Linked DNA regions of Mus musculus: regions 1, 2, 3, 4 and 5 are each linked to region 6. Evidence: chromatin loops called from intact Hi-C (ENCODE). Cell type or tissue: heart. All regions are shown on one strand.

Region 1 (5,000 bases), 260 kb before region 6:
TCATGGCACCACACAGAACCACGTCTGCTGCACCGTTTGTTTCCACCGCTGGAAGCAGAGCATTTGGGACAACGCCCAATGGTGTTTCTTAGCATTATTGTACTCATTTTCTTGCCTGTGTTGTTGTCTGCACTGGATATGGTTCATATGTTTAAGGCTTGGTTGCCAGCTGATGGCCTTTGAGTTCTTCCCAATGGCTGAATCCCATGATGGATTCATAACACGATAGCATCATTAGGAAGTGGTAGAAAACAAAAATGGGTCCTCATTGGAGGAAACTGATCACAGGGCATACCCTGGAAAGATAGACCTTGTCCAGAAATGTTTGTGAATTCTCTCTGCTTTCTGGCTGCCCTGCGATAGCCATCTGTGTTCTGTCACATACACGCCCCTGCTGTGATGCACTGCCTTGCCTTGGACCAAAGCAATGGAGCCAGCCAACCATGGATGGAAACCGTACGTCAAAGTAAGTTCTTCCTCCTTTAAGTGATTTATATCAGGTGTTATATCACAGTGACGGATAACTGGCAAACAGTGATACAATAACAAAATGTCAGACCCAAGCAGCTCAAGTGATAAAAACTTATTTTCGTACAGGAAGTCCAAGATCAAGGTATTGTCAAATGTGTGGTTCCTCCTGAATCTCCCTGGATTTTGGGTAGCCTCCTTCCTGCTGGATTCTTGTGGTCTTTGTTCCATGCACGTATACTGAATGTCTTTCTGGGTATTCAAACTCCTACTTCCTGTGTGTGTTGGGGGAGGAGAGCTGTTCGTGTGTGTGGTTTATGTACATGAGTGTGTGGTGACTTGTGCAAAGGCAAGAGCAGAAAATTCAGATGTCTTTCTCTATTGCTTCCTCCATGTTACCTCGAGATAGTCTCTCAGGAAACTGGACACTCACACCTTCAGCTAGACTGGCTGCCCATTGAGCCCTAGGGATCCCCCTGTCTCCACCTCACAGTGCTGGGGGCTACAGGCTCATGTAGCCCTGCCTGATTTCTTTCTTTTTCTTACCTCCATGTTGGGGATTTGAACTCAGGCCCTCAATCTTGCAGAGTGAGCACTGTTAGCCTCTGAGCTTTCTTCCCAGTCTCCAAATTCCCACTTTTTATGGGAATTCCAGTCAAATGACATGAGGGTCCAAACCTGATAGCCACATTTTAGCATAGGCACCTTGATTAGAACCCATGGTCTCCTCATCTAGACAGATGCTAGGGCACTGCAGGCTTCTAGAAACTGAATTGTGGTGGTGGTGGTAGTAGTGGGGACATAAGTTAACCTATAATGGACAAGGTTCATTCTCTATTGTGGCTTTAGATACTGGCTGTACCAGTCTAACCATGCACCCCTGAATGTCTTAACCTCTCAAACCACAGAGTTCAGAGAGTGCTGTAGAACATGGGGGCTTCTCCAGTCTGGATAAAACATGCTCTCCCCTCTCAGTTCCCTTCCTCGCCAGCTATGTACCTGCAGACTTGCCTGTCTGGAGCACGCCCATAAGGCACTACAACACAAGCCCTCTCCCAAGAGCTCTACCCTAAGAACCACCCAGCAGCCTCCAGAGCTGTGGGAAGCTGCTGTCCTTTGTTTTGGCAGGGATCTTGTATTTGTATTCTGAGCCTAAAGGAAATCACAGGCATTATTCTAACTTCCTGTAAGGAGAGGCAGAGATTCTGCCTCTGCTGAAGTCACTGAAGGGTTCCAGGGCCATCGCCCATTTGTTTTCCTGACTTTCCATTTCTCAGTTACTATTTAAAGGTAACTTTCTGCGTTTCAGTTTGTTTGTTTGGTTTGGTTGTTTTTCATTTCTCTTGGCCCAATATAGATCCATGATAATTAACATATTGTCACTTAGCAGATTGACACCCACAGTGTTATTTGCACCCAGCCCTCTCCTGACTTTATAAACTAAGGAACAAGATAATTTCTGACTTTTTAAAAAGTCCCCCAAAACGTCATCAACCAAAATTCTGTTTTGAAGATCTTTTAAAAGAATCTTGCATATCTGCTTGCATGTGTGTAGACGCACCATGCATGCAGTACCCACAGAGGCCAGAAGATGGCATTAGATTCCCCTGACACTGGAGTTACAGATCTGTGGGTGAGACTGGAGCCTAGGTCCTCAGCAAGAGTGCTTAGTGCTCTTAACCACTAAGTCATTTCTCTAGTCCCTGAAATTCTATATATATATTTAAATTTTTTATTATTTTTTCCAGTTCTCTGACTTTTTTTAAGCTGGCTTTCAATGGGCACAAGACTTTGAGAAAAGAAAAAAAAATCATTTTTCCAATAATACAGTATTCTCCTCTACTCATAAGCAGTGATATACAGGAGCCTGCTTCTCAGATTCTAATTTCTCCATCTAATCTATTTAAAAATTATTCTACTTTCTACTTGTAAATGCTATCTGGAGCCCACCAACATCCTCAGCTCCAGGTGGCTCTTTTAAAGCAACTACCTGAAAGTATAGGCTGTGGTTCTTGCCCATGGGGGTCCAATTCTGGTTCTCAGAACCTAGATACACCTGCTGCATGGCCACCTGCTCTGTCCCATGTCCCCCTAAAGGTTCACCATGAAGGTCCAATGAGTGGCAATGGCTATCACTGGAATTTTGTGCTAAAGAACAAAAGAGGCTCTTTTTAGTCCTGGGTTCTAGCCATTTGCAGAATGCCTCGCAGTCCAAATTATACTGGCTCTTTCTCTGTCACAGTCTGCTGGTCATTCACTCTACTTCCATGGACAAACACTGTTACCTTTTAAAGGAAGACAGCCAGCCCTTTGCTTTTTCCTCCAGAAAATAGAAGAAAACACACTAAATATGAAACACACACACACACACAACATTGGAGGAAAATCTTTTCCTCAGACTGGACAGAAGATAACGAGAAGATGGGAAAAGATGCTCCTGTTAGTCTGGCCTAGGTCCTGAGTAACTCTCTGCACAAGGCAGAGGCTGTGGTACTGAGTTCACAGGTAGACTATCTCAAATCTCTGGGCCTGACACCACTGCTTGCCTTCATGGGATCCAACATGTTAGGCCACCACAAACACATGTCCTATAGCTTCAGTACAGGTTTGAAAGTCAATGTGCATTAAGTAGGGTCTAGAGAGATGGCTCAGTGGCCAAGAGCACTTGATGAATAGTCATGAAGATGGAATTCAGAATCCAGCATCCATGTAAGATGCCACATGTCCCCTGCACTCCTGTAAGCATATCTCTGAGGGAGGCCAGCCCAGGAGCATCACTTGGTCTTGGTGGCTCCCAAACTACCAAGAAAATGTGAGCCAGGGGCTCGTGGAAAGACTCTATCTCAAAGGAATATATGAATGGGAGAGGAAGACAGACAGCTGGTGTATTGTTCCAGACTCCACACAAAAGCACAGATACAAGCACCTGCATACCCATGCGTGTATATCCTCACGCACAAAGACACATGCACACAGAGATAAATGCATCTTTAAAAATGTATTGAGTGAATAAATGAATGAATGAATGAATCATATGAAGGGCTGGATGAATGAGTAAATGAACACTGGAACAAGAATTACATCTTTCTATCTATGTGTGCCTGAATCTCTATATGACAAATTCTGGGATCTAGGCATTTCTTTGGGAAAGCCCTCTTCCTTCTAAGCTGGAGGGAATACAAATCAAAATGGATACATCCTCACCCTCCCAGATTGCTCATTAAGTATTATGTAAGGCAGAGACTCTTGTCAATGCTTATTTCTCATCTGAACAATGGGATGGAAAGCCTGATGGCCTCCTACCTCACTACAGAGGAAGGGGAGAAAATAAATAAAAAGACAGAAAAACCATGATCTACCAGTGTCAGCAGACAAGGAGACACTCCTATAGAACCTATGGCTGTCAAAAGAGTAACAATGTAACATTAAACAACTCTGTGCTGATAGCCTTGACAACTTAAACTAGAGCGGACTTAAACTAGCAAGCAGAGTCCTGGAAAGACCATCAAACTTACTCAAGAAGAAATAACATCTGTTGTTATGTCTCCCTTTACATTTCTGATTTTGTTAATTAGAATGCTTTCCCTGTGCCCTTTAGTGAGTCTGGCTAAGGGTTTATCTATCTTGTTGATTTTCTCAAAGAACCAGCTCCTCGATTGGAGGGCATCATCCTGAGTGAGGTAACCCTATCACAAAGGAACTCACACAATATGTACTCACTGATAAGTGGATATTAGCCCAGAAACTTAGGATACCCAAGATATAAGATACAATTTGCTAAACGCATGAAACTCAAGAAGAACGAAGACCAAAGTGAGGACACTTTGCCCCTTCTTAGAACTGGGAACAAAACACCCATGGAAGGAGTTACAGAGACAAAGTTTGGAGCTGTGACGAAAGGATGGACCATCTAGAGACTGCCATATCCGGGGATCCATAATCAGCTTCCAAATGATGACACCATTGCACACACTAGCAAGATTTTGCTGAAAAGACCCAGATGTAGCTGTCTCTTGTGAGACTATGCCGCAGCCTAGCAAACATAGAAGTGGATGCTCACAGTCAGCTATTGGATGGATCACAGGACCCCCAATGGAGGAGCTAGAGAAAGTACCCAAGGAGCTAAAGGGATCTGCAACCCTATAGGTGGAACAACATTATGAACTAACCAGTACCCCTGAGCTCTTGACTCTAGCTGCATATGTATCAAAAGATGGTCTAGTCGGCCATCACTGGAAAGAGAGGCCCATTGGACTTGCAAACTTTATATGCCCCAGTACAGGGGAATGCCAGGGCCAAAAAGTGGGAGTGGGTGGGTAGGGTAGTAGGGGGGAGGGTATGGGGGACTTTTGGGATAGCATTGGAAATGTAAATGAGAAAAATACCTAATAAAAATATTTTTTAAAAAAGAAGAAATAACATGCAGGGCATGGTGGTGCACGCCTTTAATCCCAGCACTTGGGAGGCAGAGGCAGGCGGATTTCTGAGTTCGAGGCTAGCCTGGTCTACAGAGTGAGTTCCAGGACAGCCAG
Region 2 (5,000 bases), 350 kb before region 6:
CTGAACATGAATGAGGCCAGGACAAGCATTTCCCAGATGAGGAGGAGCTGGTGGGCCCATCCCTAAGCAGTCCTGAGTGTCACAAACTCTCCAGTTAAACTTCCAGTTTGAGAACCCAGAAATCCCTTTCTGTTGCCCGGACAACCAGTTCCAGCTTCAGGTTAAAGCCGAGCAAACAGTGTGAGTGCCAGACTGGTACAATTTGTAAATCAGCAGTGCCCAAGATTACTGCCACAGCCTCATGCATCCTGCAGAGCTCTCTGGCCAGCCTGCTGGTGATAAGGCTCATGGGAGCAAGCCTCCTCCAGCTTCACCTCTGGGACATGTATCTCACGCTCTGGGTGAGTTCCTGACTCGATGCCTGGTGGTTGGTTCTATGCTGATCAGATTCTGCTCTGGGTGGTGTCCCACAGCAAAGCTTTTTCCCATGGGAGGAAACACATTTGCAACCCTAGTATCAGCAGCACACACGCACACGCACACGAGCATTCTTCTGCACACATACATGCACACAAACATATTTCTGTACACATACAGACATGGATATATACACATTCAAGCATGCCCCCCCACATATATACAAACAAACATGGATTTGCATACACACGTCTCTTACACACACACAAACATGCTTCAACAATCTGAAAACTTGCATATTGCTTTAAATACCATTAAGGTGCTAATGAGCCCATTCAGGTCTCCAGTGCATCCTTTACTCTGCTCTTGGAGAGCTTTGTCTGTTGGCTGTGGCATTTTCTTCCTGTACATTTCACAGGTTCTGTGTTGGACACAGTACTACTAACACTCCCCTTTCCAAAGCCCCAGCTCCATCTTCAGCATTTCCCATCCATCGGTTTGTTAGGCACCAACCCCGAGGTCTCTACTCAGTGGCCTCTCCCTCTCAACACACCAGCAGTCCCCATCTGGTGCCAAAGGCCTGGAGGATTCTTGAGAGCTGCTGGTCTTCAGCTTGTTAGCAGCGTCAGGATGGTGCTAATATTAGTGAAGGAAGCGGCAGCAGCAATGGAGTAGATGAGCCCATCAGTGAGAATGAAAGCCAGTTAGGAAAAAAAGAAGTCAACGCTCTTCTCTTTCCAGGTTCTTTATCTGACCTGCTACCAGAAGGCTCAGCCCACATTTAGGCTGGGTCTTCCCACATCAATGAAGACAGTCAAGACAACCTTCCACAGACATGCCTATAGGCCCATCTGATATGAACAATCTCACTGAGATTCTCTCATCCACAGCGATTCTAGGTTATGTCAAATTAACAGAGCTTACCATCACAGAGATTAATGGATGGGTTACATAAACCATGCAGATACGCTGAAAAAAAAAAAAAAAGGATAATCCACATCCCAGAGGAAAAAAGAGACTTCCTCACGCTACTCAGAGTGGCTCCCACTTTAAAAACCTAGGACGGCTCATTTCCGGTTGCTGCTTGACTCGTTCATTATTTCTGACTTCCTTCTTCCCATTTCCAGTGAAGCTTTTGCTACGTGCTCACTCCCAACCACCTTCTCCTTGGCGTCCCCTGTGCTCAACTTTTTCCCTGTCCCTTCCCAGGGAATCCCCTTAGCAGAATTCTGAATGCAGTAGAAAGCCAGTGGCTCCACTTCTTGACAGACCAGCCCTAAAGTCATCTTGAAAACTGGGGACACCAGCAGCACAAGGGGGTGGCCAGGGTAAAGCATGCACACGTGGGTAAAGCTGGGATGACGGGGATGCTCCCTGCTCCCCAAACTGGGTGAGACCCAGAGACCATCCAGGTGTTGAACCATTCTGGATTGATCGCCCCCAATCTGGGTCTCTGTAGGAAACGACTGGGTCATTTCACTCGGGGCCTGACCAGGAGGTTTCTGTCTGTGTCACTTCCCGCCCTGTTCCCACATGAGGCTGCTGGAGAAGTCTGAGTAGCAAAGAGGAAGCATGGGGGTGGGTGCTGTCCGGTGTCTTCAGAGGCGTGTCTACATCCATGCGTGTCACCCTATAAGAGTGAGTGACAGAGGACGAGGAGGTGCAGATTGCTGCTGACACCTGGGACAAGTGACAGAATCTTGTCCAGCACAGACAGCAAAGAAGCAACCATCAAGGACTCAGGAAGAGAAAAAGCCATTACAGGAGTGGTGATATGAAGCAAGGGTCCGAAGCAGCCCCTTGAACACCTTTTAGTCTAGCTCAGAGGGGCACAGTATAGGGTCTAGGGCCACAGACACCCTCTGCTATGATAGTGTCCTCAAGACCAGTCATAAATCATTGGATTTTTTTTTTCCATAGTGTTTGGACACTAGATGTCACTGCAGGAAAAAAATCTGACCAGGAAACCCATGCAAGGGAGAATGCAAAGTGAATGTTTTGGCTAGCAAGGAAACAGTTGCCGTGACAACGGGCAAGCTGCTAAAGAACTTCCTCCTTTTTGAACAGCCTGTGGCCTCAGGGTGATGTTCTGGTCAGCAGCCAGGAAAGGAGAAGCTGATCCTGTGTATAGTGAGAGATGGAAGAGCAGGAGGGAAGACAGACAGGAGGGAAAAACAGAGACAGAGACGGGTTGGCTCGGTGGCTCGGAAGGCATAGGCACTTGGCCTCCAAGCTTGACGACCTCACTTTGATCCCTTGACCCTGCACAGTAGAAGAGAACCCCAACTTAGACTCTAGGACTGTGGCCTTTTCTTGTGAACCATGATATCACCTTCCCTCCCTCTCAAATAAACATTTAAAAAGTATATACATACACATACATATACATAATGCGTATGAGTGTTTTACCTGCTTGCGTGTCTGTGTATCGTATGGACTTTATGCCCATAAAGGCCAGAAGAGGTTACTAGATCTCCTGGAACCGGAGATACAGTTGTGAGTTGCCATATCGGTGCTGGAATCGAAATTGGGTTCTCTGGAAGAGTAGTGAGTGCTCTTAACCATCTCTCCAGCTCCTAAAATGCTTTATAAAGGGAGAGAGATGCACAGCAAGAGGAGAAAGACAGATAGGCAAAAAGACAGAGATGTACAGGGAGAGAGACAAAAATGGAGACATAAAATCGGGGATACAGAGGGAAGACAGAGAAAAGAAGACATAGACACCCAAGGAGAGAGACGGAGACACAAGACACAAGACAGAAACAGAAGGAGGGAGGGACGGAGGGACGGAGGGAAGAAAGCAAGAGGCAGACACAGTGAGGGGCTCTCAGGAGACACACTTTGAGCCTAAGCCCTCTTCAAAGGTGCATATCGAAGTGACTCCCCCACCCCAGTTGTTCTAATGATGATCTCTGTTGGTCAGTGTAGTGTCCACTGCAGGTAAAGACAAGGGCGTGGCCAAGGAGGCTTCGCTCACCTTCCACCGAGTTCCCAGCAGACTCAGTTCCCAGCAGACTCCTGTGTGAGTGGGATTTAAAGTTTGGCCACTGAATATTCAGAAACCTTTTTGCCAGCCACATCTTTCATGACCCCCGTGTTCATTTTCATGGCCCCATACCAAGTCATGACCTTCAGTTTAAGAATCTGTGATTCACACGAGACAACCCTCCTGCCCTTGTCACAGCTGGTTCCTGGAGAGTGTGAACTTGCACCCAGCAAGTCTATAGAGGCCAGGATGTGACTTCTCTGGGGATAGTTGTGTTTTGAGAGGAAACTTCTTATTGGAACACATAAGATATTGGTAATTAGATATCTATGAATGGGGATGGAGAATTATGAAAGTTCAGTACTTGCGCTCTAGAAAAGCCTTGGGCAAAGTCCTTCAAGAAGCCCTGGGTGCAGCAGGTGGGCCAGATGCTTTTCAGAAGCTCCCCGATGCGTCAAGGAGCGGTGCTAGAAGAAACTACACCCCCAAAAAGATCAGGACAAGATCTCTTCTCAAGAAGACAAGAGAAGTATGTTCCAGGGACCTAGGTCTTCGGGAAGTGAAAGACTAGACTGTCCCCAACAGTGCTGTGAGCTGATCACAGAAGGCCACATGAGAGCTATCAACAGCGGGATCCACGGAAGCCAAGATGGATCCGGAAGCCCACAAGGACTTTTCGCAGCAAGACTGAGCCCAGAAGAGGAAACCTAAGCCACAGGGGACCTGGGGATGAGCCTTCATGGTGAGCTGCTCCACCTGAAGGCAGCCCTCTCTCCCCTCTGCCTCTGTTAGTCTGTAGCATCCTACAGCAAACATTTATTATTCCCATTATTTCAAAGCACAAAAGCATTACTTGGGCCTGTTTTGCACATAGCAACCACCTAGTTTCTAAGCCGTTTCAAGCACCCGCCTGGTCTCACATCTTGTTTATTAGGATGTACATTAAGTATATTGAGATAAATTAGACACTCTGGCTGTTGCTATCAAGACAAGATGAGGGAACTGGGGAGATGCCTTGTTATGTAAAGTGTTTGATGTGCAAGCGTGAGAATCTGAGTTCAAATCCACAGCACCCACGTAAAAGCCGGATGGGGTGGCAGTGTGCATCTGGGACCCCAGCACTGTGAAGACAGGAAGAGGCTGGTCTCAGGAACTTGATGGCTGGACAGTCTAGCTGAAGTGGTAAACTCCAGGTTCACTGAGAAACAGTCTCAAAACGGAGAGTGATTGAGACACCAGAAGCCGACCTAAGGACCCCACCTGTGTTCATGCACATATACTTGATATTTAGGCTTCTTTACAGACAGACGTACACTCACACACACACATGAGAACATGGGGCGAGCATATTCTGAGGCTCCAGTCTGGCTGTCGGGTCCCACTTGCCATCTGTCATGTCTCCAGATCCAAGAATGAGGGAGCAGATTTAGCTCCCACTGAATGCTGTGGCTTAAAACCTCCCCCTCCTCCCCCTCCTCTTCCCCTTCCCCTCCCCCTTCTCCTCCTCCTTTCCCTCCTCCCTCTTCCTCCCCTTCCCCTTAACTCCCCCTTCTCCCTCCTCCTCCCCCATCTTCCTCCTTCCTTCTCTCCTCCCACCCCCTTTAGTCCTTAACTTTTCTCTTCAAGTTATTGCCAGGGCTGTGCACATCTGACTGCC
Region 3 (5,000 bases), 50 kb after region 6:
GAAAACTTTGCCCCAAGGTCTTACTGACCTATGTGTGTGCCATTGGAACTTGAGGTCTGTAAGTCTCTTGGGTAAATATTCCACATTGAAACGCGTACAGTTGTTGCAGGTGGCTGTCACTTCACACGCAGGCACAATTAATTAGGAGCTCTTCCTTGACCCTAAGAGCTTCCCCGGGGTGAGCTTCCAGGGGGAGATTGGGGCTCCCTTGTTTGTTTACACATGTAAAGAGACAGACACAGACTGGATCCAGACTGTCTCAGCTTCTGTGAGAGAGGGTTGCTGGGCACTGCAGGGAGCCTGGTCTCTCCCTCAGCTTCATCCTCCCAAGAGAGCTGTTGTAAATAAGAGAGCTGTTGTAAATACGATGATGGAAGAGGCCTGGGTATAGATTAACCTTACCACTCCCCCTTTAACTTTGCTACAAATGAGTAGTAATTTCCCAGCAGGGAGCTGAGTGGGTGGGTGTGCTTGGTGGCTGCTCAGCCTCTGCTGTAGCAGGAACTCTCTGGGAAAACACTCTCACTGGTGTGCGCTGTGGGCACTACGACTCTTGAGCACACTGTGTGGGTGCAGAGGAAGAGTCCCCACTCAACTTGAGGTCCACTAAGTCTTTGGAAGGTTCTGTGGAGGCTGTGTGGACTGACCCCCATGGCCTGTTTCCAGATGGGGAGGCTTCAGGGCACAGGTAGAGCCTTGCATCTGCAGTGTGGGACACACACACACACACACACACACACACACACACACACACACACACGAGGGAACATCAGTAATTTGGCCATAGTGCATACACGGACGTCAGGCCTCACAGCCTCATCCTGGGCCCCGCTCAGCTGCCCTTCTTCACTCCTCTCTCTGCAGTTCGCCATGTGGGTGGACGCGGTCATCTTTGTCTTCAGCTTGGAGGATGAGATCAGTTTCCAGACTGTCTACCATTACTACAGCCGAATGGCCAACTACAGGAACACCAGTGAGATCCCATTAGTGCTGGTGGGGACCCAGGGTGAGTGCCAGCTCTGCTCGGGTGTTTCTGAAGGTTTTGTGGGCATGTGCGCAGTATGGAGGAATTTGGAAATGACCTGAAGCTGAAAGTGGGGGCTGGGGCTGAAGTTGCTTTTCAGAATGAGAATTACCATCACGTGGCCTTTCTTGATTAGTGCTATGGAAATGACACTCAGGCTCAGACAGACATCTGCCACCCCAACCCCATCCCTGGTGCTTTAGGAAAACCTGTTGGCTCATGGTTTGTCTACATTACGATGCCTTAGTTGCCTTTTGCATAAGACACCTTGTAATCAGGTTGTTTTTATTTATTTCTGTTACACCAAGTGTCTGGTTAATTTCGACTTTCAGTGCCCGTTTGGTACTAGCTTGTGACACACAGTTGAGTTTTGCCCTCACCCTTGTTATTTCTCAGGATCTCATGGTCTCTCCTTTTCTACCCAGCAGCCCCTTCACAAAGGCCACAGCCTCCCTGTGACTTCAGTTATTACTGTCTTTCTTATCACTTAAAACATGTCCTCTGAGTAAGGTGATTGTCACACAGAATCGGACAACTCCCTCAGCCCTGGTCACAGACTCGCTCTCAGGAATTGGCCACTGGAGTCCAGCCAAGGTTTTAAGCAAAATTGTGGAGTATTCCTTCCTGACTTTTCTAAAATTTGAGCTGCTTTTGCTATTTCATTTGGAATTAGTAAATCTGGTATTTACCAGCTGACGTGCAGTCAGGGTTTGAGAGCTGTGTAATGAGGCACTGGCTGCCTGCCCTCAGTGTGTCACTTCTAAAATATTAAAATTGTGTTCCCATAGAGACCACCATTTCTTCCTTCCTTTTTCCTTTTCTTTCTTTTTCTTTTCTTTTCTTTTCTTTTCTTTTCTTTTCTTTTCTTCTTTTCTTTCCTTTCCTTTCCTTTTCCCTTTTCCCTTTTTTCCCTTTTCCCTTTTCCCTTTTCCCTTTTCCCTTTTCCCTTTTCCCTTTTCCCTTTTCCCTTTTCCCTTTTCCCTTTTCCCTTTTCCCTTTTCCCTTTTCCCTTTTCCCTTTTCCCTTTTCCCTTTTCCCTTTCCCCTTTCCCCTTTCCCCTTTCCCCCTTTCCCCCTTTCCCCCTTCCCCCTTCCCCCTTCCCCCTTCCCCCCTCCCCCCTCCCCCTTTCCCCTTTCCTCTTTTCTTTTCCTTTCCTTTCCTTTCCTTTCCTTTCCTTTCCTTTCCTTTCCTTTCCTTTCCTTTCCTTTCCTTTCCTTTCCTTTCCTTTCTTTTCTTTTCTTTTCTTTTCTTTTCTTTTCTTTTCTTTTCTTTTCTTTTCTTTTCTTTCTTTTCTTTTCGGATGCATGCAGTGGTCTTTCTTATTTCTGAAGCCTGCAGCACCAAACTCTGCCACCCAATCTTAAACCAAATAGAAGACTTTTTTGTTCCTATAGCTCCCTCTGCTGGTCACCTGGAGACAGTGCTTTGGTTTTTAATGTGCAATTGGCCTTCCTGTCTTCATGTGGTCCAACAACAGGAAAAGTAAAATACAGGTGATACACACCTGTAATCATGGTACTAGGGAGTTGAGAAAGACAGATTGCCACTGAAGGCTAGCCTGGGCTACAAAACTAGACTGTCTCAAAAATACAAAGCAGTGTGGTGGTCCGTGCCTTTACTAGCACTCTGGTGGATCTCTGTAAGTTCAGGGCCAATCTGATCTTTGTACCAAGAAGTTAGCTGTACCAAAGTTGTAAGCTTTGTGCATGGTACACTTGCCATCCAGGTAACCTAAGATGAAGTATGCAAGCAGATGATATAGGTCCTATACAAGTATCACAGCCTGTCATGGAAATGGCTAGAACATCTATGTGTGTGTGTGCATGTGTGGACCCTAGAAGTCCTGAAACCTGCTACCAGAGCATTGACACTGTGCAACATGGTGGCATGGTTAAGGTGTCTGCTCTGGAAAGTCCTCAAGTGGAGTCTTAAAGCCATTGCATCTCCCAGCCAGGTTTCCCCCACAGTTGGAGCAGGGGAAAATTCTGAAGGAATGCTTTGTCTATGACCGACCGGGCAATTCCCAGCAGCAGCCCAGTGTGTAAGAGCCATGTGGGCCTGCTTCTGAGACACAACATTTTCCCATTGTGGACTCTCCGTGGCTCATGCTGGCTGGAAAGAACAGATTGCCTGCTGCATTTCTCATGCCTACAGCGTTTGTTTCTGTTTGCAGTGGGGCGGAGTAAGAGTCCAGGCTTTGGCCCACGCTCCTAGACTAGAGCTAGTGTAGCCCCTCAGTGCTTTGGGAGAGGAAATGTCAGGTCAGGTAGTCATGTGTCAAGAGTCAGTGGACATAGGACTTGACCTTGATCTAGGGTTTTTTGTTTTTTTGTTTTTTTTAATCTCTTTTATCTCAGTATGGGACCAGCTGTTCTGGGGCCCTGCTTGGACCTTGTTACTGGGCTGAGGGACCAAGGGCACCTATGGCAGAAGCTGGACTCTGTGCGGCTTCCCCATGATATTCTGTCAGTACCCATGTGTTCCATGCTCAGTGGGCTCCTGAGGCACCTGTGCCAACACTGGGGATGTCGGCAGCAAGGCCCTCAGGTGATATGAGAAGGTGCCTGAGGGTTCCTTTCTGCTGGCTAGGCTAGGTGGTTTTAGAGGCCAGGGGTTGTTAGGGTGAGAGAGAGAGCTGAGAAACTCTTAGGGATACCCAGCCTGCAGGAGGCCGGGAGGCCAGTGCTGAGAGGTGGTGCTGAGCTCAGTGCATCTTCTAGGGCAGGAATGGCCTATGCTTGCTCATCTGGGGCCACATGGGGGAGTGAAGGACCACTCCGGTGCTCATTAGGCCTGTTCTACCCCCAAAGACTTGCAGTTAGACTGATTAGGAGATGCAGCGTTAGGACACTGCCAAGTTAAAGTGGGTGCATACGGGGGCCAGCTAGAGCTGAGCTGAGCTGCGGGCCCAGGGCCACCTCTGTGACACACTGACCTGAATTCATATGTGGATGGGGTAGCTGCAGTTTGTTGGGGTCCCAGGCTGGATAAAATGGGAGCTTGGTGGTCTGTGCTTTCCAAATTAGACAAAGGCTTCGAGAAATTATGGTTTTAAATTTATTTCCTTCCTATTTTACTTTAAAAATAAAAATGTTTACGCCTTTAAAAAGGACCTTTTCCCTACTTGTTGTAAACATATGTCAGATATACTTACTTGTTGGGCAAGACAGATGGACATGTTCTTTGGGCTGTATCCGAGGAACCTTTGTTGGGGAGGCTGTTGTCACATGGACACCGAGTGTCCAAAATCACACATTTTGTTTTTGTTTTTGTTTTGTTTTTCGACACACCAAGTGAGCCTAAAGGATAGGATAATGAGCCTCTCTCCAAAAGAGCCTTGACCTCAGTCCTTCTACCTTGGCCTCCTGAGTGTTACGACATGTGTGACCTCCCTACCCCAGGGGTTGAGTTGAGCCCAATTTTGAGGATGAACTGTTTTCAGAATCCCAACTTCTGGGAGGAATGACTTCTCCATGGGCTTTGATGGGTTTTGAGTTGCAGGGGCCCCCAGAGCTGCAGGAAGCAACTGGCTGTGGGGCAGGGTTAAGTCCCGTGGGCTCTAGAGTCATGGGAAGCAGATGCTAGTGAGCACCCTGTCCTTGTCTGTTGCAGATGCCATAAGTTCCACCAACCCGAGGGTCATCGATGACGTCAGGGCTCGGAAGCTCTCCAATGACCTGAAGAGGTGCACGTACTATGAGACGTGCGCCACCTATGGGCTCAACGTGGAGCGGGTCTTCCAGGACGGTAAATGGCCAGCTTTGTGACTGCAGGGGCTCTGGGACACACTCTGGGAGAACAGTCACACGTGGCTGTGGGGACAGAAGCCCACCACGTAGTGTGCAGGCAGCAGCGTTGGGCAGCTGCTCCCAGTTACACTTTTAGGGGCTGTGTTCAGAAGAAGGAACCCTGCAGAGTAGTCCCTGATGGCATCTGTGTGTCACTGTGTAGCCTGCTCTGCACAGGTGTGTCACTG
Region 4 (5,000 bases), 55 kb before region 6:
GACTGCTGTCAGTTGTGGTCAGAGGAAAGGGGCTTTGAACAGTGGAGTGGGAGTCAGCCGCTTTTTTATCTTTGAGGGTCACTGAGCATCTAGAGTCAGCCATCTCTAGCTGTTAGCCCCTTGTTTACCTGCCCAGCTCTGAGGTGGCTGGCAAGCTATGGGCTACAGCTTCAGTCCTGCATGCTAGCTGAGTGCCTCACCCTGCAGTGGATGGCAGAACTTTTGCAGGCTTGCATGCTGGAATGCACACAGCCAGCTTTTCCTGACCCCTCTGGGTTTGTGGTGAAGGGAGTCATTGAAATGGGTGGGATAATCCACTCTTCTCAGAGGTGGGCTGCTGATGACCTCCACAGGCCTGAGAGTCTAACTTAATAAACAATGGCTTAAAGTCTTACGATGAGTTGTAGTGGTATTAGTGAGGTGTGTTATTGTTTGTTTGTTTGTTTTTGTTTTTCGATCACATTTTACTGCTTTATTTACATATTAAATATTTCTCATGAACTTTGCTTTATAAAACTGACAAAGATTTTTGCCTCATTAAGCAAGCTGTGTTTGCTGACTGTAGCATAAACACATCATCACCATGCAAACAGACATACATTTAAGTGCATATACTGTGAATTTTTGGCTTTTAGGCTTTCAGACTTGTTTATTCAGGTAGTATAAAAAAAGAGATGAGGCACATTCTTAGGGGAATTTTAAGAGTACACATAGGTTAAATTTTTTGTTCTGCGGTAATTGTAGACTCATGCTCAGCAAACAAGGCGATTGAAGCAGCAGGAAGGGAAGGAAGTGAGTAATCTAAGTGGATAGTGGGATCTTAGACTTAGCTTCTTGCTCGCCTATACTGCCCCCTGCTGGCCATGCCAGACTTTGCATTGCGGATGTATACTTAGCAGGAAGGGGATCAGTTGTTTCATACATACACACCATAGGTGATCTCTTTCTGTGATCTTCCTTTCTTTCCCAAGAATAGAAATGACTTTCAGGTCTTCTGTTCTGATATCTTAAATGATATCTTGGTCTCTTCTCTCTGCTCTTCCTACAGCTAACCTCTGGGATTATTTCCTGTCCAGGGTTCCATGAGATTTAACCTTTTTTTTTTTCTTTTTCTGTTTGAAAGAATTGAGAGAGTGATTAGTGCATTGTGAGCTGCTAGTTCTTTTTCATTTTATTTATTTATTTTTGAGGCAGAGTGTCGTCGTCCCCCAACCCCCACCAGGCTAGCCTTGAACTAACTCATGCCCCTGCTTCTGCCTCCTGAGTTCTGGGCTTAAAGGTGTGAACCACTAAGCCAACCTGCTAGTTCTTTATAAAAGATAGAAACATGATTATAAGCTCCTGAGTGGAGGGGTCATTTCCCCCATTGGGGAGCAGTGGGTGGAGTCAGGACCCAGGTCAGCTGACAGGAAGGAGGACCCAGATGAGATAGCTCAGATGTCTCCAGAAAGCAGGAAGACTTGGAGGGGGAACAAAAGGCTTGTAAGGGAGCCTGCGTGGTTACAGCACTAATTTCTGCATGGCCCCGGTTCCCCACTGACTGCAGAAGAGCAGGTATCTTGGGAGGATGTCCCCGCCCACTAGAAATGCTGATAGAACCCCTGTCCAGGATGCAGAGGTTGTCCGTCCAGGAAGGGAGTGAGGTCCAGGTCCCGCCTTCCCCCAGTGGTCACTGTTGTCTGCTCCTGTTCTGACCTGGCTTTGAATCACTCATTTCTTTATTTGTGACCGAAGCGATGCTGTGGACATTTGTTGGTGCTGCTGGTTTTCATATTTTCTATTTGTTCAAAGCATGTGTTTATAATCGCATCAAGTGTATCATTCTCTCTCACTGTCTTCTCCATCTTTTGTCTGCTCCCATCTTCCCCACTCCTGTACCTGCTCCTTCCAAGTAGCTCCCCTCCCACTTTCATGGCGTGTGTGGAGGTGTGGTGTGGTGTGTATAACACCCGTGTTCTGCGTGTGACAGAGAAAAGACAGTATTTGTCTGTCTGGGTCTGGCTTACTTTACTTATTATGACAGTCTCTGGCTCTGTCGGTTTTCTTGCCAACACATACTTTATTTTCTCTTTATGGCTAAATAAAACTCCTGTGTGTGTATGTACCACATTTCACCCGTTCATCTGCTGCCAGACGCTGGGCTGCAGTGAACAGCGATGCGGTAGGCATGAACGAGCAGCATGAACGAGCAGGTGTCCCTGCGGTGTGCTTAGGCCTTTGGGTAGATTCCCAGGTACGGGTGGGTCATGTGATCTTGCCAATTGTTTTAAATTGAAGCCAGGTTTTTGGTTGACTCATTCTCATCAGCCACCAGTAGATGGAGGGAGTGAGACATGCAAACAGAGTGCTGTCCCCACTGCCCGGAGTCTGTGACATCCATCCCTAAAGATGTGTGTTCATATTGTTCCGTGTGGATGTGCCCGAGTGTGTGTAGCTGAAAGAACCCAACGGAATTAGCTGTTGGTAGTAATATGAAGCGGGAAAAGCCATTTATGAAAAGTTTAGTCATCTTTGAAAATTAAGGAAAGTGTATACGTTTGTTTGGTTTGCAAACACTCATTTTTTTGGTAAGTCAGCAGCAGCCAGAGTGGACTGTAGAAATACGGTGGAGAACCACGGGGTTGGTGGTGTACTGCTAAGTACAGTTGTACATCGAGGGTGGGCACCCCTCCTCACCTGGTAGTGGTCTCCAAAGTGGTTGGACAGTGCTTGGGCACACAGTGGAATACTGCAGTCCTGAGGGGACATCATACTTTCAGGGGTCACTGTCTTAATCTGATTTCACGTTAGTGACATGGCAAGCTGGCCATGAATGCTGAGAATCCAACTCTGCCTGAGGTGACTAGACAACTCCAAGGTCAGGGTGCCAGCCAGGACACCTGGGGCTGCAGACCCTTTCCTGTGTTCCTCTGTGTTCTCAGCTGATACATGCTTACACCTGGGTGGGAGGAGCTAGGCAAGCGCAGGAGGTTAAACTTCTTGGAGTCCTTGGAGAGGGTCTGTGGCTCAGACCAGAGCCCTCTGGGCCTTCAGGATCCATGTGCTGAGTCCCGGAGACCTCCTTCCAGGCTGAATTGTGCCCAGCAGATATGAGACACCTAGAATTGTGTCTCTGATGGACTCCAGGCAATGCTTGTTGGTCCGGGTGGGTGCAGAAGGAGCTGGGGTTCCCACTGGTGTACTTGCCAGGCTGGTAGAAGTAGATGCTAGTGTTTCTGATGAGTTTTGAATGGCAGGGTTCTACAGAGAAGGCACCTTGGAGAACATATTCCCTCCTTTCTTATTCCTTAGTCCTAGAGAAGAGATGGATGGTGACTGTCAACTGAGACTCTGGACTGGGTTGTGACACTCCCCATGCTGGGTAGAGGGGAAGTTTTAGGGATTAGGTCATAAAGATGGGGCTGGTTGGCTGGTGACTGTGGTGTTAGCACTGGAGGGGCTGAGGCAGGAGGAACCTTTGAGTTTTGGAGTTTGAGGGGAGCTTGGGCAGCATAGTGAGACCTCCTTTCCAGAGCAAAACTGGCAGAGTAAGGTGAGTGTCCCCACTCTCACTGTGATGCATAGTGAGGACAAAATGCTCTCTAGTTTGAGGCAGTGATATTCCCAACCTGTGGGTCGCAACCCCTTGGGGGATGGCCAAACAAGCCTTTCACAGGGGTTACATATCAGATATCCTGCATCTCAGATATTTATGGTATCATTCATAACAGTAGCAAAATTACAGTTATGAAGTAGCAAGGAAATACTTTTGTGGATTGGGGGTCGCCACAACAGGAGGGACTGTATTCAAGGGTCACTGTATTAATGGTCCCAACCTTGGGTAGTTTGTGAGTCATTGGCTTAAGGGATGGCCTGCCATTGTCCATGGTGTCCTGGATGACACCTGACCTTGGATGTAAGCTTTCAGAACACCTGTGCATGGTCAGGTCACTGAGTCTGTGGCAGCCCGTGCAGACCGAGTCAGCTCTGTGGGGAAGGGATGGGAGTGAGCAGACTCCCGTAGGCCTTGGCCTCAGAGGGCACCTAGATGCCAACGAGGGCCTCAGCACTCATCACTCGCAACGCAGTTCCTGGAGATGCGGGCCTAGGTGACTTCACTCTGGATCAGGACAGCCATGTGCAGGGCCTGATCTCAGGCCACACATGGCGAAACCCTTCAGACCACCCAGCTTCTCTCATCTCCCAGACGCTGTTCTTTTCTGTACTCTGCCCCTTGTCTCCCAGGAGAACGGAAGTCCAGTGCAGTGTGTCCCATTCGGAGTACCTTCTTTCAGCAGCTGGGGAAGTAGCCAGTGTGTGCACATACAGCAGGGCCTCAACTTGCCCCGTCTCACTGCGCCGGGTCATTCATCTTAGACTTGCCAAGCGAGCACAGTGGCCTCAGACGCCCATGCTTACAGAGCTGGTGTAAGCTGGCAGGTGTTTTTGTGGAGCTCCATTGGCCCTCTGGGTGTGTCACAGGTACTGAGTAAGGTGGCTCAGGCAGGTGACCCTGGGTCCTGCAGTCAAATGTCTTGATAACATGTTGCTTCTACTGGACCCAACTGGCAGCATCTTTGCTTTTAATTTTTAATGTTAATTAATTTAAAAAGGTTTTAAAAATTAATCGAGAGCTGAAAACACCTTCAAGACCCCCTCCTAACTCAAGGCTGTAGAGAGCGGCCTGCAGGGTGCTCCTTTGGGCCACACTTCCCTGGTGCTTCCTAGGATAATTAATAGGTCCGGTTTGCTTTCCATGCGTGGCCCATGCAGAACAGAGGACGATCATACAATGCTAAGTTTCAGGGAGTTTGGTGGTAGTGCTCAGAGGACTTGAATTTGGACAGCATGAACCATGGAGTCCCCCAAATGGTATAAGCCATATACTACTGGTCATTATACTTTACATGGCCCCCCAGCAGTGGGTAGGAATATTGGGGGTGTTATCAGATGCAATCACATTGTGCTTTGGGACATCTCAATGCAGCCTGGCGAGTTGGAACTTTTTCCTGGGAGGAGTT
Region 5 (5,000 bases), 120 kb before region 6:
TAGCGGCATCCGGACGTCCCGCGGGGCCCGCCCAGTGCGCTGCGACGCGATCGCACAGCGCACCCCACGCGCGCGGGCCGGCCGGCGTGATGGACTACAAGTCCCAGCAAGCCCAGAGGCAGCGCGGGGCGGGGTCTGGCGCAATTCCCCGGGATCCGGCGCGCTGGGAAGCGCCGCCGAGGACGCAGCGGCGGCCGGAGGGCGGCGAGCGCAGGCGGGGGCGGGGCCGACGTGGGCCAGAGCCCTGCGTGCCAGGGAGGGGGCTGGCCGGGCAGCGGCGGGCGGCGCTCGGAGCGGTCTCCGCGGCTGGCAAGGCGCCTACAGCTCGGTCCCGGCTTGGCGGACGGCGCAGGGCAGCTGAGGGCCCCGGCCCGCGCGGTAGCGCGGCACTCACAAGCGCGCGGACCCAGCCGCAGCCGTGCGCCCGGAGCAGAGCGGCCACTGCCCGGGGGCCTCGGCCCCGGCGCTCGCAGCGCCGTGCTGCCTGCGCTTTAATGGCTGCTCGGCCGGCCGGCGTGTAGGGGTGCGGGCGGCTGCGGCGCGGGAAGGCGCCCGAGCGAGCCTCCTCCGCGGCCGGCCGCGCTCCATGGCGCCGCGGTCTTCCCGGACGGCCCGCTGACCCGGGACGCTGGTCCCTGCTATGAACTGAGCCCCTCTACTGCTTCATCCTCAGCGTTCTTTTCTTTTTCTTTTTCTTTTTCTTTTCTTTTCTTTCTTTCTTTCTTTCTTTCTTTCTTTCTTTTTTTTTTTTTTTGCGCCTCCTCGGCTCCGTGCTCCCCGGGGGCTGCGGCGCCCCGGGTCTCGGTGGCCCGCGGGGCTCCGGGGCGCGGGGCGGCGACGACGGGGGGCGCGCGGCTTTGGGCGCCGCGCCTGCACCATGAACTACCAGCAGCAGCTGGCCAACTCGGCTGCCATCCGGGCCGAGATCCAGCGCTTCGAGTCGGTCCACCCCAACATCTACTCCATCTACGAGCTGCTGGAGCGCGTGGAGGAGCCGGTGCTGCAGAACCAGATTCGGGAGCACGTCATCGCCATCGAAGGTGAGGGCCAGGCCGCCCGGGGCTTCTGGAAAGCGCGGGGGAGCGGGCGCCCCTGGCGCGGCGGGGTGTGTGCGCGCGTGTGTGCTTGCGTGTGTACACACGCGGCTGCCCGGCGGAGAGAGCACTGCGGTGCCTCTTGTCCCGCAAGGCCGGCCAGTCAGCCAGGGAAGATGGGTTGTCAGCGTTCATTTGATAATGGACAATGGAGTCTCTCCTGTGAGAAAGTGGCACGGTGCTGCTACGTCCGGGGCGGCCCGCAAGCCCCGTCCGGGCCCAGCAGACGCCTGGGGGCAGCTGCTTGGGATGGCGCCACTGGATCCCTGACAGGTTATCAGGCCCGGCCTGAGTGTCTTTCGTGGACGTTGAAGATGTGTTTTGAGAAGCGCTGCTGCTGGGGATGCTGTTCCGGCCAGCTTATTCAGTTGCTTCATGGCTGGCTACCCCCCCCCCCCTCCAGTTCGCGGATACAGGGGAGGTGGCACATGTAGGAAGCCAATGGGACCCAGGCAGTATCATGCCCCAGTGCTGATCGGACTGGCGTTGTACAAACGCTGGCCGTTTTGTACTAAAATCCTGAGGCAAATTATAACCCTTCTTGGGAGGCAGGACACCTTGATACTGTCTTGCTGAAAGGGGCACTTTAATCCGTCGGCTACTTGGGAGCCACCCAAGGGGCGGAAAAGTGGATGATCTTGCTGCCTGTAAGCCTGTGTTTGCACAGAACACTGTTTTGAGCCCCCAGTGTCAGGCAAGGCAGTATCCCTGCAGGGGAGGATGGAGCCGGTGGCTTTGCCCTGGCTTGTGCTCTCTTTGGACTACCCATGGCTCCCGTTTCTCTCCTACTAGGTGCCTGACCTGTTTCCTTGGGTTGTTTCTTCGGGCCTGCCATCATTTACCTGGGGGAGCAGGTGGCATCTAAATGGGTAATGTGTCATAGATCAGCCAGTGGATTAGCAGTCTATCCTCTTGAGTTGCTGTTGGCCAGTGACAGTAAAAGGCCTGCAGGTGGCTTGTCCTAGTGTAATACTGCGCCTGCCAAAGGCTAGTGAGTCCTCTGTTGAGAGCCATGGGAACCTTCCAAGTCTAGCAGGAGTGTGTTCAAAAACAGGTGCAGGTACTGCCCTGGGCTCCTCCCCCGACTCCTCCCCCTGTTGTGAGACGGCCTCTGCCCCTAAGAAAGCTTGGCTCCCGTGTGTTCTGAACTTCTAACCCTGAAGTATTTGGGTTTAAAACTTGGCTGCTTGGATAGAGATGGTGGAGGCTCTGTTGCTGATCCTCTTGGCATTTGGCAGCCTCATGTACTTGAACCACGTCCCAGGCAGGCTGGAAGACTGACTGACTATCCACCGGATATATTGTAGTTCTAGGGGAGGGTCCAAGCAAGCTCCATCCTGATGAGGGACTGGCTCTCAGTGCACCTGGGCCCCCTGAGTGTTCATGGCTGCCTGTGGTGGCTTCAGATGCTTCCAGACCCACTAAGAGGCACAGCTTCTTCTGTGTGTCATGGAGTTTTGTGGTGTTGAGGAGGGCACTGTCTCCCCTCATCATCCTCCCAGTTGATGGTGAGGAGATAGAGCTGATGGGTTCCTCTGAGAGCCGTCTGTGGGTTCCTGTCAGAAGTGCTGAAAGGTTCTCGTGTTTCTCTCAGATGGCTGCTCAGCTTCCTGGCTGCGTATACAGAAGTCTGATGAAACCCTTTGAAAGCTGGTGCCAGGAATGGAATGCACCTGACTGGAGCTTCTTGCTCTAGAGGAGAGAAAGACCTCCAGCTGAGTGTGACTCATTTCCCATTCTTAAAGCTACACTCTAGGGTCTTGTTAGCAAGAGGATGTTCTTTCGTGTTTTTTTTTTTTTTTTTAAAGTTGTTCTTCCGCAATGATCTCTCCTTGATAGCTTGATGCTCACCTTAATAAGACGAGTCCATGTCCCCTTCTCTTTATAACCTTTGTCATTCTCAGTGAAACCTGAGCTAGTGGATGGCTCATGCTGGAGACTCTGATAATGCTATTCTTTCGGCTAGGACTAGAAATGCCTATATTGTGCCAAGTCTGTAGTAAATTCAGTGAGCCCGGAGAAGAAGCGGTGGTATCTGCCTCTGTTCGTTGAGCCCTTACTTATCTACAGCGGTACACTGCACATTTGTGGAGAACTGGAGGACAGATGTTTTGGTATTCACAACGGCCTCACCATATAGAGGAGGAGGTGGAGGTTGGGAGGGGTCATGACCTCTGAACTAAAGGGTCAGTCAGGCCCCGGGTCTCTGTCTTCCCAATGCATCACTGTTTCAGGACCTCACTGTGCCTCTTGTAATTAAATCCTAATTCATGGGTTATAACGGATTGGCCTTTCTGTGTAAGTTTTAAGATACGGGCAGGTCTTTCATCTGCTTCTTCGGTGTTTGGCATAGTGAGAGCGTTGCCAAGTTGTGTAGCATGATGGTCTTGGGTGAGAAGAGGATAAACGGTTCTTACTGAGAACCTCACGCATGCGTGTGTGCTTTGATCATCTCTGCCTCCCAGTCACTTCCCATCTCCCCTCCCAACTTGATGCGCTTCCTCGCTCTCACTGCCATTACAAATACACAGGCCCATTTACTGCTGCTGTGCATACGTGCACTGGTGCAGGATTGTCCACTGGAGCATCCATTGCTCTTTTAGGGGCCACATCCTTGAAGAAAACTGACTCTTCCTCCCCAAAGCAGTCATTAAGTGCCAGATGCTCCTCAGCTAGGGACGAGCCCTTCCTCGTCTGTGCTGGAATTTTGGCAGCCTTGGTCTTGTGAACGCTATCATAGCTGGTATTTATTTATGTGCACAGTGATGTCACGTCCAGCGAATCCTGCTTCAGTGTTGACATCCACTGTCATCTTTCTGACCCTTCCTCTGCAAGGATCTCCGAGCCTTGGTGAGAGGGAGCAAGTGTTAGACAGGTGTTCCCTTCAGAGCTGGGTACTTCCCAGTTTCTTATGCTCTGGGTATTGACCAGTTGTGGGTGTCTATTAATCTGTCCTGCAAAAAGAAGCTTCTCTGATGAGGGTTGGGAGCTGTACTAATCTAAGGGTATAAAGATTAATTCAGGGGGCAGTTTGTTATTATATCCCTATAGGAGAACAATAGTATTAGGTTCTCCCCTCAGGCCTATAACCTAGCAGAACATGTGTTTTTGGCTTAGTTAGCAACACCAGACATAGAGTGCGTCTTGTAGAACGAGATTTAAATCCAACCAGAAAGTGGTTGGTTACTCCTATAACATTTGTGCCACTAATGCATATATTGCCATGTGCCAGTGGATATATCTTGGTAGGCTAGTCATTGTTACAGCTTGTGGGATCCACAGCTGGGTAAAACTGTCAAATATTTTTAGTTCTTGGTCACATAAATATAACCTTCCAGCACTATGACTGCTAGCCAGTGGGGATGAAATCCCAGGTCAGTACCAGCCTGATTTCTTCATGTCTTACGTATGTGGTGACCTCAGCTATAGGGCCTACTGTCAGATTTAGAAGTTAGCTAAGAATGACAGCAGTAGGTTATAAGAAGTGTCTGTTTTAGGAGTCTGTGGTATCCCACTAATCAGTAACTTTTGGGGGGCTGGAGAGATGGGTCAGTGGTTAAGAACACTGTTGTTCTTTCATAGGATCTAAGTTCAGTTCCCAGCATCCATGTCTGGTGGATGCCTGTAACTCCAGCTCCAGGGGATGTCCGATGTCCTTTTGGGCGTAACCAAATGTGGAACCTGCAGACACAGGTGCATGCAGACACAGGTGCATGCAGACACAGGTGCATGCAGACACAGGTGCATGCAGACACAGGTGCATGCAGACACAGGTGCATGCAGACACAGGTGCATGCAGACACAGGTGCATGCAGACACCAAATCTGGATAGGTGTGTCTTCATTGATGCTCAGCTAGGAAGGCATTGCCTTGGTGGTACAAGGTGACACAGGCTTGGAGACCATG
Region 6 (5,000 bases):
CCTGTACCTTGCCTATGTGTAGCCTCCAGGGTCCCCTGGCCTTTGTAGGCCAAGAGGAGACCCTATCAGCATCTGAGTGGGCCCTGTAAACCGGAAGACGAAGCAGCACATCTGTGATCAGAAGATAGTCTGATGGTCTGGCTTGATGTCTGTATATAAATCCTGTATCACACGGGGGTGGGGATGAACACTTGGGGAGGTGAGCTGGAGTGAAGGGATATGCAACTTTTAAATATTCATGGTGAGTGTGCCTGACACCCCCCCCCCCCCCATGAGGTTCCATGGTGAGGTTCCAGTTGCCTCAAGAGTGCTAATCTAAGTTAGGGAGCCGTTATCTCCATCTTACTGGTGGAGAAACCAGGTGGTCAGGAAGGAGAGGAGACTGGCAAGTTGCTCTTCCTGCTTCTAAGCCTGCTGCTCAGGTAGCAGATTTATATTTTGGAAAACACCATATAAATTACCTTAGAGACCACTGGCGCCAGGGAGTGACTGATTTTGTGTGATCTTTTTTTTAAAATTATTTTTTATTATGTGTATGTACAATGTACCAAGAGAACATACAGGCACATTTGGAGGTCACAAGGGGGCATAGAACTTCTGAAACTGGAGTTAGAGCTGGTTGTGAATCCCTACGTGGGTTGTAGGAACACAGTGCTCTTAGCTGCTGAGCCATCTCTCCAGATCCTCTTGTTTTCGAGGAGTTAGAAGTTACAGGTTCCAAAGAAATCTTTATTATTGTTGAGATCTGGTATCTTCCTTGTGGGTGGGCTGGGATAACTGGACGTGTAAGATCAAACTAGCCTTAAATTCAACCATCCTCCTGCCCCAGCCTCGTGGGGGTGCTTTTCCAGCAGGTCCTTTGAGTTTCATTTTCTAAGCTTCAGGGATAGTTGAGGCCTCAGATGACCTTGCAGCAGGTCCTGGAGAGTGTAGTATAGGTTTACTGCTAGGAGCTGATCCGCTCCGCGCGGGGGATCCACCCCAGCGCTTGGACCTGCCCTCCGCCGCGCTCGCCGCCGCCTCCGCGCTCCCGGGACCCGCAGGCCCCGCTGGGCGCGCGGCCCGCAGTCTCCGCACGTCGGCCTCCGCCCGCCCCGCCCCGCCCCGGCGCGCATTTCCATTTTAAACCGCCGCCCGCCCGCCCCTCGACCGACCGCGGCCGGCGCAGCTACTCGCGCGCCCGGGAGCCTCGGGAGAGGCGGAGGCTGCCGGATCGCCGAGCTGTGCAGAAAAAGGCCCTGGGATGCGCTTGGGCCCCGTGCACTAGACAATGAAGCCGCGGGCGCTGCCGCCCGCCGCGGGCCCTGCGCACCCAGGCCGCACCTGCCGGCGAGGCGGGTTCCGTGCCTGAGCGCCCGCCCGGCCCCCCATGGCTCGGCTCCCCGGGCGCGGACCCCGGCAGTCGGGCCGCGTGGCACGCGGACGGGCGGACTCCAGGGGCGCTGTTCCCGCAGCTTGAGCGCGGGCCTCGCTGCGCGCGGGGGGCGTGGGCGCCGCTCCCTGCCCGCTCGGGCTCAGCACCTGGCCAGCTCTGCGCCCGAAGCGCGCGTCCCGGCGGTCGGCGGCGCTGGATGCAGCCCGGCCTCGGAGGGCGGCGCGGCGGCCGCGGCCCCTGGGGACATGTACCTGCTGGACAGCAGCGGCGAACCCGCGTCTTCGCCCGCAGACGCGATGTCGCGCGGGACGCCCCCCAGGAAGACCGTCTACCGCATCTCGGTGACCATGGTCAGGAAGGAGCAGCTGGCCGCTCCGGCTCCGCGTCCTACTCGGCGGCCCCGGCCCGCGCGCTCCCCGGAGGCGCCCGGGCGGCTGGAGGAGGAGGCCGAGGAGGCGGCGGCTGAGGATCCTGAGATCGGGCCGCGCGCCTGGGACTTCCGCGCCTTTCGCACACGCAGCACCGGGCAGCTGGAGCTCGGGCGGCTGCGGCCGTGCTCACGCAGCGCGGAGCCCGCGGACCTGATGGGCAGCCCCACGGCTGAGGCGCCCAGCAGTCCTGACGGTGAGGAGGCTCGGGCCGCGCCCCTGCGGCGGAGCCTCAGCTTTAGGCACTGGAGCGAGCCCGAGGCGCCGCGGAGCCCTGCGTTGAGCGGCGGGAGGCGCCACAGCAGCTCTGGAAGTCTGGCTTGGGCGCCGGACGACGAAGTCGAGGCGGACGTGGTCCCGGAGCCGGTGGCCGGAGCGCAGCCGGCGGCGGAGAAGCGCAACACCTTGGACGTAGGCGAGGTGCTCAGCAAGAACGATGCACTCTCAGACCTGGAGCGCTGGGAGCGCAGCAAGAGCAAGAACCGCACGCTGGACAACAGCGACCTGCAGCGGCTGGAGCGCGCGCGGGCCGCGGCTGCCGGCCCTGGGGCCGCCTCGGAGCACCGGCTGCTGCGTTTCTTCAGTGGCATCTTCGCGCGCAGGGACGGCGGGCCCTCACCCCGCAGCGGCGCCCTGCGCTCTCGCGGTTACTTCAGCCTGCGGCGGGCCCCGGCCGACACGCACTCGTCCAGCGCCGAGAGCATCGAGGGGTCCCCGCGCAGAGGTGGGCAGGGCAGCCCAGCCGGGGACTCCTGGGCAGGAGCGGTGGGGGCTGGGTCTGCGCTCCAGCCGACTGCGGTGTGAGCACTTTGAGGCCCGGGAACAGAGCGGGCACCTGCTTTTCCCGGTGTCCAGCTGGCCAGTGGTCGCGAGGGTGTGAACTAGCCTGCTGCTCAGTACAGCAGCCTGGGTACTACTGAATGCTGTCTCTCCGTTTTATATGCTTTAGCAGTTCTGGGCCTGCCACCTGGCCTTAGCTTGACTAGGGTAAGATTACCTGGCCAATTGCTGCCTCCAGCTGGTGCTGGTTCAGCCCTCTCCATCAGAAGTATGGAGCTAGAGCCTGCCTCAGCCTAGACCGGGGGTGAGGGTGGAGTGGGTATAGCAGCTTTGGTCCTGGACAGTACAATGCAGGTGCAGCTACTGGCTGACCAAGAGGAGCCTGGATTCCTTTTGAGTCGATCCTTTTCTCCTTTCCTGGACGTGGGGACAGGCTGTTGGTTCCACCATCTGTAAGTGCTGCGATGGCTGATTTGGCGGGTCCTACCTATAGAGCTTTTGGTAGTCAGCTCATTACTGGTGAGAATGAATGACAGGTATCCAGGCTCCTCTACCCCCACATGCCATTGGGAAAGCAAGCCAGAACTGGTCGTGAAAGCTTGGAAGTGACAGTCCTGCAGCCCACCCTGAAATCTCAGGGGTCTCTTTCTCACATGCCTACTAGGGCCTTGTGGAGATACTGAAAACAATAAATTAGACATCAGATAGATAACATTGGGGGGCCGGAGGCAGAAGCCTCCTGAAGCCACAAAGCATGGATGGAAATGGGTTCTGTAGATCACCTGGAGGGAAAAGAGTGGGCATGGGTGGAGTAATTGTTACACCTACTGTGTGGGAAGGGGAGTGGGCATTTCACTAGGGAGATTCCTTAATCATGTGTCTAATTACAAAAAGCTGCTGCTGCTGGCTATGGAGGTAGAAAAGCAGCGTTGGTGTGTAGCCATTCCTGAGCAAATCTCAGCTGGCTCCAGCCATTCGGGGAAAGAGTTCTCCCAGCTGGGCGAGCGGCACAGGGGAGCTGACTGCCTCGGGTCCAGGTTCACACTAAAACCAACCTTGACAGGGGACAATACTGGGAAGACAAACTCTTTCCATATTGCTGCCTTGGCCCTAGGAATGTGCTAGGGAAGAGAAGTGCTCTGGAGCCAACCCCCCACTCCCCCTGCTGTGGCCTGCTTGCCTGCTTGTTTTCTTTGTTTTGATAGGAAGTTACCTGTCACCAGGCTTGCTAGGGTGAGCTGCCTTACCTGTCTAGTTTTAACATGCCTTGCAGCGTTTTGGCAGACTCCTTGGTCCATTCCATTAACCCCTCTTACTTTCTCTCCCTCACCACATGCTTTTACAATGTTAGGAAATGGCACAAGTTATTTTGGGGGCCAGTGGGATTGACTCAGCCAGGTAAAGACACTTGTCACCAAGATGATGGAGTTTGATCCCTATTGCCCACATGGTGGAAGGAGAACTTAACTCTCCCAGGTTGCCCCTCTGACCTCTACACATTGAACCACAATACCAGTCTGTGAGCTCACCCATGAGCATAAATGAAGAGAAAAGGAGTTGGCTTGCACGGAGTGGCTGTTGCCATTACTTGCACAGAGGAAGTGCCATTACAAAGGCTCTTGTTTACCAGTGGGATTGCATCTGTTTTTGTGGACTTGGTAGGAAATAGTAATTAGTTGCCTGGGTTCAGATAAGCACCTGCTTTACAGAGAAGAGGGGAGGAGCACCGGCGTGATTGGCATGAGTGTGCTTGAGCTGCACCTGGATGCAAGTTAAAAGCATTTGAGGTTTGATGTTTCCTTTGGGACAAAGGCTTGAAAGTGGGTTTGCAATAGTAAAGGTGTTAGGTGTGTTGGAAGTTTGCCCCCTAGGGGTGCAAGGTTTTACTAGGAATGGCTGTAGTAATGATCTTACTGCTTGTCTCTGTGGATTGACCATCACCACACACTTTATGGGTCCTGTAGAAAACCCACAACCTGTGCTTCTAATCCCAGCATTTGGGAAGTAGAGTTAGGAGGGTCACCCTGTGCTCTCGTGCTCTCTCGCTCGCTCTCTCTTTCTCTCAGGTTTGAGACCTGGGCTACATCAGATCTGTCTCAGAAAAGGGGGAAAACAAAAGCTGAAAGTAGCCTTTTTTTTTTTTTAAGTGTATTGTGTCTTAGCAAACACATTTACACAGAACTCTGGGTTCTCACTTTATTGTAAAGTCTAGGTTGTGTGTGTGTGTGGGGGGGGGGGGGGGGGCTCTACACCTTTAACCCAGATGAAGTCTTTGCCATTGGTGAAAATGTCAGAAATGTCAGGTCACTCCTCAAGACTTGGGTGCAGCCAGTCCTGAGGCGTTTAGAGATAGTGTTGTAAATACCCCAGCTTTCAGGTCCTCCCACTTGGTTAGGATCCTGTGCCTTTTACATATT

What was found. A loop is a pair of places that touch in the nucleus more often than their neighbours do. Peaks named below come from ENCODE experiments on the same cell type or tissue, not always from the same donor. Only the 100,000 strongest peaks of a DNase experiment are listed, where the experiment ranks them.
Region 1: it touches region 6 in a loop (2.2-fold over the local background); 3 of 42 quality-filtered maps call a loop at or near these places.
Region 2: a loop joins it to region 6, with 7 times the contacts of the local background. A loop is called at or near these places in 7 of 42 quality-filtered maps.
Region 3: it touches region 6 in a loop (4-fold over the local background); 5 of 42 quality-filtered maps call a loop at or near these places.
Region 4: a loop joins it to region 6, with 7 times the contacts of the local background. A loop is called at or near these places in 15 of 42 quality-filtered maps.
Region 5: it touches region 6 in a loop (5-fold over the local background); 9 of 42 quality-filtered maps call a loop at or near these places.

What each region holds. Positions count from the first base shown.
Region 1 is chr1:89,321,226-89,326,225 of GRCm38, forward strand. No RefSeq gene overlaps it. Among named protein-coding and RNA genes, the nearest start is that of Gm41913, 64 kb to the right of the region's middle. In heart, a CTCF peak has its summit at 2,048 (motif pointing right); a DNase peak (open chromatin) is centred at 1,546.
Region 2 is chr1:89,233,173-89,238,172 of GRCm38, forward strand. No RefSeq gene overlaps it. Among named protein-coding and RNA genes, the nearest start is that of Gm34331, 130 kb to the left of the region's middle. In heart, a CTCF peak has its summit at 2,291 (motif pointing right); DNase peaks (open chromatin) are centred at 1,909 and 2,399.
Region 3 is chr1:89,629,524-89,634,523 of GRCm38, forward strand. Agap1 (ArfGAP with GTPase domain, ankyrin repeat and PH domain 1) reads left to right here. Exons shown (of 18, transcript NM_178119.3): 5 at 865-1,006; 6 at 4,637-4,771. Among named protein-coding and RNA genes, the nearest start is that of Gm41914, 51 kb to the left of the region's middle. In heart, CTCF peaks have their summits at 2,449 (motif pointing left) and 4,723; no DNase peak of the experiment used is centred here.
Region 4 is chr1:89,523,745-89,528,744 of GRCm38, forward strand. All of the region lies in intron 1 of Agap1 (ArfGAP with GTPase domain, ankyrin repeat and PH domain 1), which reads left to right. Among named protein-coding and RNA genes, the nearest start is that of Gm41914, 55 kb to the right of the region's middle. In heart, CTCF peaks have their summits at 865 (motif pointing left) and 2,318 (motif pointing right); DNase peaks (open chromatin) are centred at 857, 1,514 and 2,277; H3K27ac peaks cover 280 bases.
Region 5 is chr1:89,454,553-89,459,552 of GRCm38, forward strand. Agap1 (ArfGAP with GTPase domain, ankyrin repeat and PH domain 1) reads left to right here and starts at 259. Exons shown (of 18, transcript NM_178119.3): 1 at 259-1,040. The coding sequence starts at 878. In heart, CTCF peaks have their summits at 178 and 2,030; DNase peaks (open chromatin) are centred at 179, 1,079, 1,399 and 2,069; H3K4me3 peaks cover 2,669 bases; H3K27ac peaks cover 1,556 bases.
Region 6 is chr1:89,579,127-89,584,126 of GRCm38, forward strand. All of the region lies in intron 1 of Agap1 (ArfGAP with GTPase domain, ankyrin repeat and PH domain 1), which reads left to right. It overlaps Gm41914 (a long non-coding RNA gene), which reads right to left and starts at 1,801. Exons shown (of 5, transcript XR_003947925.1): 1 at 1,627-1,801. In heart, CTCF peaks have their summits at 2,304 and 4,459; DNase peaks (open chromatin) are centred at 995, 1,825 and 2,305; H3K4me3 peaks cover 2,328 bases; H3K27ac peaks cover 2,213 bases; H3K27me3 peaks cover 1,013 bases.